Regions from separate parts of the Homo sapiens genome. Here region 1 is linked to region 2. The links are chromatin loops, found by intact Hi-C in ENCODE. Cell type or tissue: ascending aorta. All regions are shown on one strand. Links, peaks and the distances in the headings refer to the core of each region. The heading gives the core; the rest is flanking DNA.

Region 1 (4,099 bases), core at 1-2,500, 280 kb before region 2:
TGCCAGCAGGCACGCAGTGTGTGGGGGCACAGAGCCAAGGACTGCAACCCCCCGAGGAGGGCTCCATCTGTCTGACCTAGCTGCTGTCCTTCCCGCACTGGACCCTCCTCCCCCGCGCAGGGGCTCAGGGGGCTCGGTGGCACTTACGTCTGGGCTCCCGGGGTCCGTCCACGGTCACCTTGATGGCTCGGTGGTAGGTCGCCACTTGGGTGGGGTTGGTGAACACAGTGATGGTCAGGGTGAAACTCTTCCCTGGGGAGAGTGGGGAATAGAGGCAGGTGGTTGGCACCTGGAGCTTCCACAATACCCTGCTCTCCCACCTGTATCTACCCCTGGAAGCCCCTAACTGTCAAGAAGGGGCACTCTGTCCTCTTTGAACATGGGCAGAAGATAGGGCTCTGGGTGAAGTTCAAGCTCTTGGGCTTGGCATTCAAGGCCCCTGGGGGTCTGACGCCAACTTTGTCAACCCCCCGCCCCATGCCGTGACCACCCTGGCTCATGTTCCCCTCTTCTTGGCCTTTCTGCTGTCTCTTCTATTCAGAGACCCACACGATTTTGTGGTGGGGAGCAGGATGGGTATATTCTATTTTCTGAAAGTAATTGGTGATCTTTGTAGAAAAATTCAAGAACATACAAAATATAAATAAAGAAGAAAAGACACCCCCCCCCCACGGTTCCACTAGCTGGAGATAGACACCGTTACCATTTGGTGTTTTCCCTTTCAGCTCTTTTTGTATGGGTTTGTATATTTACACAGTCGCAGTGGTACTAAAATACAGATTTTCATACTGTTTTTTTTTTCATTTAACCTCACATCAGAAGCACTTTCCCACGTCATTAAAACTCCATAAACTTCGTTTTTAATGGCTGCAAAATATTTCAACTCAAGGAAGCCTCCTCATCTTTTATTTATCTACCTCCTTACTCTCGGGTATTTACATCGTTGCTAATTTCTTATTGATGTGTGCAGCTGGAGCTGAAAAAGGACTGATTTGGGAGCTGCAGACATTTCTTCTGTAGACACAACTGTTATTTCCAGAATGTTCTATTTTTAGATAGACATTTGGCTCCAAAGTCTCCATTCAAAATTCCTGAGAGGGGAAAAAACTTTTAAAATACTACTTTTTTTTTTTTTTACCATTTAAAATAAAATGAAAGTGACCTTCTGTTTATAAAAATCTTTGTCTGCATCTCTGCTTATTTCCTTAGAAGAGATTCCAAGAAGCGGTGAGTGATTTCACGGCAGCAGAGGGTTGGGACATATTACGGGCGCGGATCCCTCTTGGAGTGAGATGACTCTCCGGAGAGATTTAGTCGTCACCCTCGCGTGTGAGGCTGCGTCACACCCCAGGGATGTGTCTATCAAGATGGAAGATCTTTTACACGCTCTTGATTTTGTTTGCCTTTTTTTCTATTACTAGTGAGAATGAAACTTTTTATATGATTATTATCCATCATAATCCAACACAAATTACTGCTTCATGTTCTTTTACTTTCCTGTGAAGGTTTTAGTGCCTTTTAAAAATTGCTATATATTAAGCTTGTTAATACTTTCCATGCTGTATTTGTGGCCATCAGTTTCCCCGGGCACAGGCCTGCACATTTTGCCTTCACACGCTGGGTGGTTTTTCATTTTCACTTCTATTTCTCGTTCTTCTATCGTTTTATGTTCAGACGGGTTTCTCCGTGTAGAAAGCAGTTTATGAAGATTTACTTTCGACAGTCTTCTCTCTACTTTCTACAGTGAATTCTCTGATGTGTCTGGGAGTTTGGGGGTCTGGGTAAGAGTCCTCCTCTCACCCTATTCTCTATTACGATCCACAGCCTCATGCTTTATGAGATTGGTGGCCGGGAGCGGGGGAGATTTGCGGATCCCCCAAGCCAGACTTTATCCCCCTATCCCTGCCTCTGGATCCCACGTACAGGCCTGGGAACTCCCTGTGGGTAGGGGCCAATGGTCTCGCACTCTCACCTGTACCCCAGGGCTGGCACAGGATGGTCAAGGAGAGAGGCTGCCCAAGCGCATCCCTCTGGTGTCCCCCTGACACGCCTCCAAAGTGAGCAGGTAGGTTTCAACAGCCCCACGTTGCAGGTGGGAGATGAAGCTCAGGGTGGAGACCAGTATCTCACAGTTCTCTTTGCATGGCCGGGTACTTGTTAGTCAACTGATCAAGTGAAAATTCTAGCCCCAGAGGCAGGAGAATCCGGAACAAAATTAAACCAGCCAGGCTGCCAGGAGCCATGCCACAGGACCCAAGGCCCTCTGAGACACCAGGGGGAATTTAAAGCTCAAGACCCACTGAGTGTCACTCCAGCTGGGAAATGAGGGGCTTCTCTGGAAGCCTTTTCCTAAGCCAGTCGGCTGAGGCAGGGATAGAAATTCTGACTGCACTTGCCCCCGGAGCCCCAGGTCAGAACAGACCTGGTCTCCCACTCTCAGGTCACAGGGGCCACTTTGTATGATTTCTGGAAGCAGAAGTGCAGATGGTCTAGGGAAGTGCCAGGCAGATGCCTCGGGCTCCCTGCCCGACCCCTCCTACTGCCTTTCCTCACTCTGAGGTCATTTCTCTGCTGGACCTCTTTCTCCTCCAACCAGCCCAGCACTCTCCTGGGGTCCCTGAGCCTCTGACCCTGCCAGCATTGTCCAGCACCTTCTTGGTTATGACGGGGAGTTTAGGCAGACAGCCCAGAGCCCTAGGGGCCAGACTGGAGACACGGAGGACTAATGGGTCCCAGTGCCCTGCCACAGGGCCCCGGGCCCACAGCAGCATTTGAAAGCTTACTAAAACCCTCCTTCAGGTCGCCCACCTTCTCAGTCAGGCCTTCCCTGGTCACTTTATCTGAAGTAGGCATTTTTAATTTTAATTAATTTTTTTGAGACAAGGTCTTGCTCTGTCACCCAGGTTGGAGTGCAGTGGCATGATCATAGCTCACTGCAGCCTGGACCTCCCGGGCTCAAGTGATCCTCCTGTCTCAGCCTCCTGAGTAGCTGGGACAACAGGTGAGCGCCACCATGCCCGGCTATTTCTTTTTTTCCCTTCCTTCTTTTCCTTCCCTCCCTTCCTTCCTTCCTTTCCTTTCTTTTCTTTCTTTCCTTTCTTTCTTTTTTTTTTTTTTCAAGCTTTTACTATGTGCCCAGGCTGGTCTTGAACTCCTGGGCTCAAGTGATCCTCCTGCCTTGGCCTCCCAAAGTGTTGGGATTACAGTCGTAAACCACTACACCTGGAAGGCATTTTTAACTTGGCTCCGTAGAGTTGAATGAGCCTGAGAACTAGGGTAGGAAAAAATTACAATTGTATTGTCCCTAACCTCTAACTGAAATTTAGCATCACTCTCAAGTACGAGCGTAGGCAACAAACCACAGAGGTATTATCAGCCGTACCTGTGACCTTGTCACCAACAGACGTCACAGATACTTACATATCACATTACAGTTGCTGCAGATTGCTCTAAATATCTTTTATGCTCATCACAACTTCAAAACCATGGTTGTCATTAGGCCCAATGCTAGATCTTATTTAATACATTGAATAAAGCAGCACATTTACCACAATTTTTAAAGTATTTTGCTATGTTTTAATAGAAATGGTTTCTATTGTAATACTTTGTATTTGATTTTATACCTTAAAAATATCATTGTTCTGAGAAAGGTGTGCGGGCTTCACCAGCTATCAGAGGGGCCCACAGGGCAAAAAAAAAAAAAAAAAAAAAAAAAGCGCTAAGCAGCTCAACCTGAAGTATCACAGGCCCTACCACTCCCTTTCTCTATTCCCTGCACCTGCTGGAATTTTCTCACAATGCATATGCTTTTAATAATCCATCTACTCATTTTGTCTCCTTCTACTAGATTATAACCTCCCCAGGGGCCCAAGTTTTTGTCTTGTTCATGCAGTGTCTCCAGCCCCTAGGACGGCATCCGGCACAGAGTAGGTGCTCAACAACATTTGTTAAATAAATTAAGGGCAGAGATAATGGCTCCCATTTTGCACACAGGTACTAACGTCCCGCTCCTGAGAAGTGAGAAGCCCCCACCCATACCAGGTAGCAAACCACATGCCACCCCTGAGGTCACCAGCACTCCTCGGCCGCTTCCACCAGC
Region 2 (5,779 bases), core at 1,713-4,212:
GCCCCAGAAGGACAAGCTGGAGAGACACCTTTCAAACCACCAGGCCACAGCCCTCCCACCTGCAAACAACCAGGAAAGAGTATCAGGAAAAACCTTTCCTATGTGGCCTCAAGTCCCCAAGAAACCCAGCCTGCCCCTCCCAGGCTACAAGACTCAGGGAACCTGGGGACCTGGGAGTGTGGGGACCAACACCCGGGTCAATTTGACACTGAAGCCTTGTCTGTGCTCCTTCTACATGCAATGCCTAAGGAACACAGAGGTCTTTAAGGGCTCCCAGAAATGAGCTAGATGGCTGGGCATGGTGGCTCACGCCTGCAATCCCAGCACTTTGGGAAGCTGAGGCGGGTGGATCACTTGAGGCCAGGAGTTCGAGACCAACCTGGCCAACCTGACAAAGCCCCATCTCTATAGATATTACAAAAATTAACTAGGCATAGTGGGGGGGGCGCTTATAATCCCAGCTTACTCAGGAGGCTGAGGCAGGAGAATTGCTTGAACCCGGAGGTGGAGGTTGCAGTGAGCCGAGATCACATCACTGCACTCAAGCCTGGGCAACAGAGCGAGACTCCATCTCAAAAAAAAAAAAAAGAGCTAGACACACACATTAAGTGTGACACCAGGCAGGCCGTCTCACCGAAAGGACTGGCAGGTAGTGTCTGACGAGCTGGCACAATGATGATAATAACATAAATAAAAAGTTCACATTTATCAACCATTTGCTACGGGCCAGGCACTTACATGGGTTATCGCATGCAATCCTACAACAACCCTACAACCACGTAGGCACTTCTGTAAAAACCTGCCTCTTACAGATGAGAGAATGAGGCCCAGCGTGGTTAAGTGATGTGTCCAAGAGCACACAGCAGTGAGTGACAGAGCAGGAAGCTGAATGGGCAGCCTGGCTCCAGAGGATGAATGAATACCAGCAGGGACGGGGATTTGGAGGGCTGGTGGTGGGGACGAGCCAGGGCATGGAGCAGGTGGAATCTGGGTGGAGAGGCAGTGTCCCTGCCCCGGCCCTGAGACCTGCCATTTAGGAACACTAAGGATCCATGTCTCTGCTAATACAACCAAGCCAGAGGTTGTTCTAAGTGTGCAAAGCCACCCCGGGCCAGGGTGGGTTGGAGGGGTGGGAGGTGGAGGCAGCCTGGGAATGGAATAGCTGGGAAGAGCTGTGGGGCAGTGAGGACTCGCTCCACCCCACTGGCCAGCCTGGGAGTCAGGATCCCGGCTCAGCCCCCTGCCTGAGTGTTGAGGGCAGGAAAACAGTGCATAGAGCGCTCCTAGCCCCACGGCTGGGTAAACAGCAGCGGCCACCAGTCCCATTAAGGGACCACACGCCCTCTCTCATGCTGACTAAGCCTTGCTGTCTTTGAGCCACCCGTGTGGCCATCATTTGCTGTGTTGGGCAACTCCGTATCTTTTAATGCCTGCGCTGGTAACCTGTGGCTCCCCCAAAACTATGGCTGGGCCCATAAATCCTCACCCGGCACCTCCAAGATGTCAGCCAGCCCCTGGGACACCCCGCTGAATTTACGAGCTCTAAAGTCCAGATTTGCTCTGATGAGGGAAGCAAAGGATCATGTTGCCCATCTGGGACCTGGTGCTCAGAAGCCATAAACCACGCTGGTGACAGCGCCATGACAGGTCGAGGGCCCTCGGCGGGTCATTTGCACGCTGGTTAATGGCCATGATGATGAGGCAGTAGCTGCTTGAGAACCCCTTGTGGGCCACTAATGAAGCTTTAAATCTGTCACGGGAGGTTAAGGGAGGAGGTGCCTATTTTATCTTCTTTTTGGGGTGTTTAATCCCAGCTTTTGTCTTTTTTCTCTCTTACTCCTTTTTGTTTGTTCTACCTTGGCAGGCGCAATCTCACCACGGCCCTCTGAACACACACGTCGAATTCTAACTTGAAGGCACTGGGGAGTGACAGCCACTACATTTCCCAATCTTTTTTTATTGTCTTTGGAACAATAGTCTGCTGTGTTCCAAAGCACACAGGCTCATCTCAGATGGGGCAAAACAGAAGGAATGAGGAAGTCTGCGGGGAGCAGCAGCTGAGCGGGCAGAGGAGAGAAAGCTGCCTGGGGGCAGTGCCCACCTGGAAACAACGATGGGGAAGTCAGGGGCACTAACGTCCCCACCGGTCCAGCCAGCCTTAGCATGGCCTCAGCCACCACTCCCTTGACTCCTCTCTCCCTGGACCCAAACCTCAAGCCCACAGGACTAAATAGCCATTGGAGAAAAGAGCCGGGACTAACTCTCTTGCCTTGTCCTGGGGCAAAAACTATCAAGAGTCTTAACCAAGGAAATTACTAACAACTAGTACTCTTATTTGATCTAAGACTCTGTGGGCGTGGGTGTGGATGTGGGTCTGTGAGAGAGGAAGAGAGAAACAGACAGAGACACAGATAGACAAAAAGAGAGAGGCAGAATTGAGGGCAAAAGAGGGGTATAAGAGGAACTATTTGTTGGCACAGGAAAGAAAGATCTAGCATCTCTTGGCAGGCTGTGAATACCCTTTAATTAAGTAATAAATTTGGAACCAGGGAAATAAGTATCAGTAGGGAAACACTCGGTTTAATTACCCATTCATCTGCTTGGCTCTGCCAGGGCGCTGCTGGGCCACTGTTGCCAAGACACACCAGCTCGTGGGCACTCGGGACTGAGGCTGCCCAAGCACACATTCCAGTTTGGTTCCAGCTCCTTCCGTGTTGACAGAGAGAAAGAGAAACAGAGGTTGAGCGAGACAGAGGCAGAGAGACAGCGACGGCACAGAGGAGCAGCTGTAATTCCATCAAAGGGCTCTGGGGACCCTGTAAGCCACCAGACACAACCAGAGTGGTTTGTCACCAGAGCCCCAGTGGAATTGACTCAGAAGGCATTGTTGCAGATTTTTCCAACGTGAAGCCAAAATACAGAGGCCGAGTGTGTTCTCGGAGCCGTGCGTCACTGCGAAGGAGCAAACCCGGCAGGGTTGATCCCGTGTTCACCTCCTATAGCCATTGCAGTGAGCAGTGTAGCCAGCCACACACTGTGGGCGCCTCCACCAGGAACTCAGAGCCCCGCAGAGGGCGAGGCAGTGTCCGGGGAGACAGCCTAGAAACCAGAAGCAAAAAGCCTTCAGGATTCTATTTCCACGTCCAGGGTAGAGCTGAAAGACCTGAGGCTCTGGGCCTAATTACAGAGCTTGGGGTCCTGGGTCAGTGCCACAGAAGCCACTCACAAGGCCCTCCCAAGGTGTCGTGCAGAAGGAGAAGGTGGGAGGAGCCGAGAGGAAGGGAAGACCCCCCTGAGCAACGTGAGACCAAGGCTCGTGAGACCTACACTGCCTTGTAGGTCTCTGGGGTCTGTGGCTTTGAGTTCGGCAGCATTTCTAGAATCCAAGAGAAGAGAAAAGTGAGGAGGCTTTGGGAGACAACTCTAAGGTGCCCAGGGGTGACGGAGGAGGTACTTCCTGACCTCCACCAGGGATCCCAAGCCTCAGTCCCTTGTTTCCAGGGCTTTCTCCCCACGTGGAGGATGGGGGGAGGTGTGCTTAATGGGATGGACCAAACCTTTCTTGCTTTAGCCTCTGATTCCTAAAATCTGCTCCTATAAACAGCTCTCGCCCAGCAGGCCCCTTGTGATGTGTCAAGAGTAAACGAATCTGAAACAGCAAAGGAGATCGCCTTCCAAATAGTCTTGACTTTAAGAATTAAGGCAAAGAAAGCATTTGCCGAAGGACGTTTCCAATTTGGCCAAATCCAGGGCTTTGGAAAAATATCTTAAGACATTTCACCAAACCCAGAGCAAAGCCGGCAGGGCCCCACTCTGGTCATTATGAGTTATTTGCAGCTTGTTTCTTGCTGAAATCATTTTCTTCTCTCTGCAGGCTGAGCTCTTCTGAGCCAGCTTGATTTCTGCAGCTGTTATGCACAACTCTTCGCCTTTACAACCTGACAGGCATTTGGAGACAGTGCTGGCAGGCAGCAGGAATGTGAGGGCCCCCGCTCCAGCCCGAGCCCTCAAGGACCCTGGCCCAGTCTCTTTGTGCTACAGAGGCATCCACCATAGTGCCCTGGGATGGCGTGCTCACAGGACGACACGAGTCGACATTCGCCCAAGCCAGGCATGGCCAGGCTGGCAAAGGCCTGCCTATCTGGGCCAGGTCTGTAGGGGAGAAGCATCTACGGGAGAAGGCCAAGTACCACGTGGTATCCAAGCTCTGACAGGCAGGGAGTCAGGACAGATGGCAGGGGCACTGGGAGAGGGTATGCGGGCACCTGGAGCTTCCGAGAAGAGCCTTAATGAACAGGCAGGGCTGAGAGGAAGTGTGGCTTGGTGGATGAGCAATGCGGCTTTGGCAGCCGATAGGGCTGGATTCGAAGCCCCACCTTGCCACTCACAGCAGTGTGGTCTGGAACCGGTAGCGTAAACCTCTGAGCCTTTGCTCCCTTGTCTGGAGGGCAAGGACCACCACAGTGCCCAGCCATAGGGCTCTCACGCTCCGAAAATCAGCTCCTGTGTGTGAAGTTTTCTCTACGTGAGTGGAGTGGCTCTTTAGGCTCCTGCTTGGTGTGTGTTTGTTTGTCTGTTTGCTTTTTGAGACAGGGTCTCTCTCTATCATCCAGGCCAAGGCTGGAGTGCAGTGACGTGATCATGGCTCACTGCAGCCTCAACCTCCCAGGCTCAAGTGTTCCTCCCACCTCAGCCTCCCAAGTAGCTAGAACTACAGGCAGGCGCCACCACACCTGGCTAATTTTTTTTACTTTTTATAGAGATGAGGTCTCACTATGTTGCCCAGGCTGGTCTCAAAATCCCAGCCTCAAGCCATCCTCCTGCCTTATCCTCCCAAAGCACGAGGATTACAGGTATGAGCCACCATATCTGACCCCTCTGCATCTTTTCTGCATTTCTTGATCCTCCCACCTCATCATATTTAGTCCCTCCTCTGTTACAGTTGTTTCTGGACTTGCCACTCCCCTGAGCCTCATTCCATCCCACACGGGCCTGCCCATCCAGTAGACCCCACTGCAGCTCCTCTGACAGTCATGGCCATCAGCTTCCATGTTCACCCTTCACCCACAGCGCTGGAGGTCGCCTGTCGGGAACAGGCTCTCTGGAGCCCTCCACAAGATCCGGTCAACAGGTAAACAAATCCCCGGGAATGTGTCCTCTGAAACTGCCTCCTCTCCCTCAGTAATGTGATCCTAAAGGCCTGTCCCACACCTTTTTCTCCAACAGCGTGGCCAATTGAGAAATAGGGAGGACTTGAGGCCAAGGAAGGATCTAATTACCAACAGCTTATGCTCATAAGCCACCTACCCATTTCACCTTCCGCACCTCCTGCAAAAAATGAGAGTGGGGGCTGTTGAGAACCAGGGGATGTCTTTCTATATGGTTTGGATGTTTGTTTGTTCCCCCCAAATCTCACACTGAAATATGATTCCTAATGTCGGGGGTGGGGCCTGGTGGGAGATGACTGGACCACCAGGGCAGATCCTTCATGAATGGGTTAACGACATCCCCTTGGTGATAAGTGAGTTCTTGCTCCGTGAGTTCACATGAGTTCCGGTTCTTTAAAAGTCTGGAACCGCCCCCCAACCCCACTCTTTTGCTCCCACTCTCGTGCCTGCTCCCCCTTTACCTTCCACCATGATTGTAAGCTTCCTGAGGTCCTCACCAGAAGCCGAGCAGATGTTGGCACCATGCTTCTCATACAGCCTGCAGAACCGTGAGCCAATTAAACCTCTTTTTATAAATGACCCAGCCTCAGGTATTCATTTACAGCAATGCA

Evidence for each region. A loop is a pair of places that touch in the nucleus more often than their neighbours do. Peaks named below come from ENCODE experiments on the same cell type or tissue, not always from the same donor. Only the 100,000 strongest peaks of a DNase experiment are listed, where the experiment ranks them.
Region 1: it touches region 2 in a loop (2.1-fold over the local background); 60 of 110 quality-filtered maps call a loop at or near these places.

What each region holds. Positions count from the first base shown.
Region 1 is chr1:24,919,093-24,923,191 of GRCh38, forward strand. RUNX3 (RUNX family transcription factor 3) reads right to left here. Exons shown (of 5, transcript NM_004350.3): 3 at 148-252. MIR6731 (microRNA 6731) reads right to left here and starts at 324; the gene lies at 253-324. In ascending aorta, for the core only: no CTCF peak of the experiment used is centred there; a DNase peak (open chromatin) is centred at 1,289; H3K4me3 peaks cover 1,059 bases; H3K27ac peaks cover 912 bases.
Region 2 is chr1:25,196,145-25,201,923 of GRCh38, forward strand. No RefSeq gene overlaps it. Among named protein-coding and RNA genes, the nearest start is that of SYF2, 33 kb to the right of the region's middle. RefSeq lists an enhancer at 2,906-3,405 and a silencer at 5,471-5,645. In ascending aorta, for the core only: a CTCF peak has its summit at 2,805; a DNase peak (open chromatin) is centred at 2,767; H3K4me3 peaks cover 1,153 bases; H3K27ac peaks cover 1,496 bases.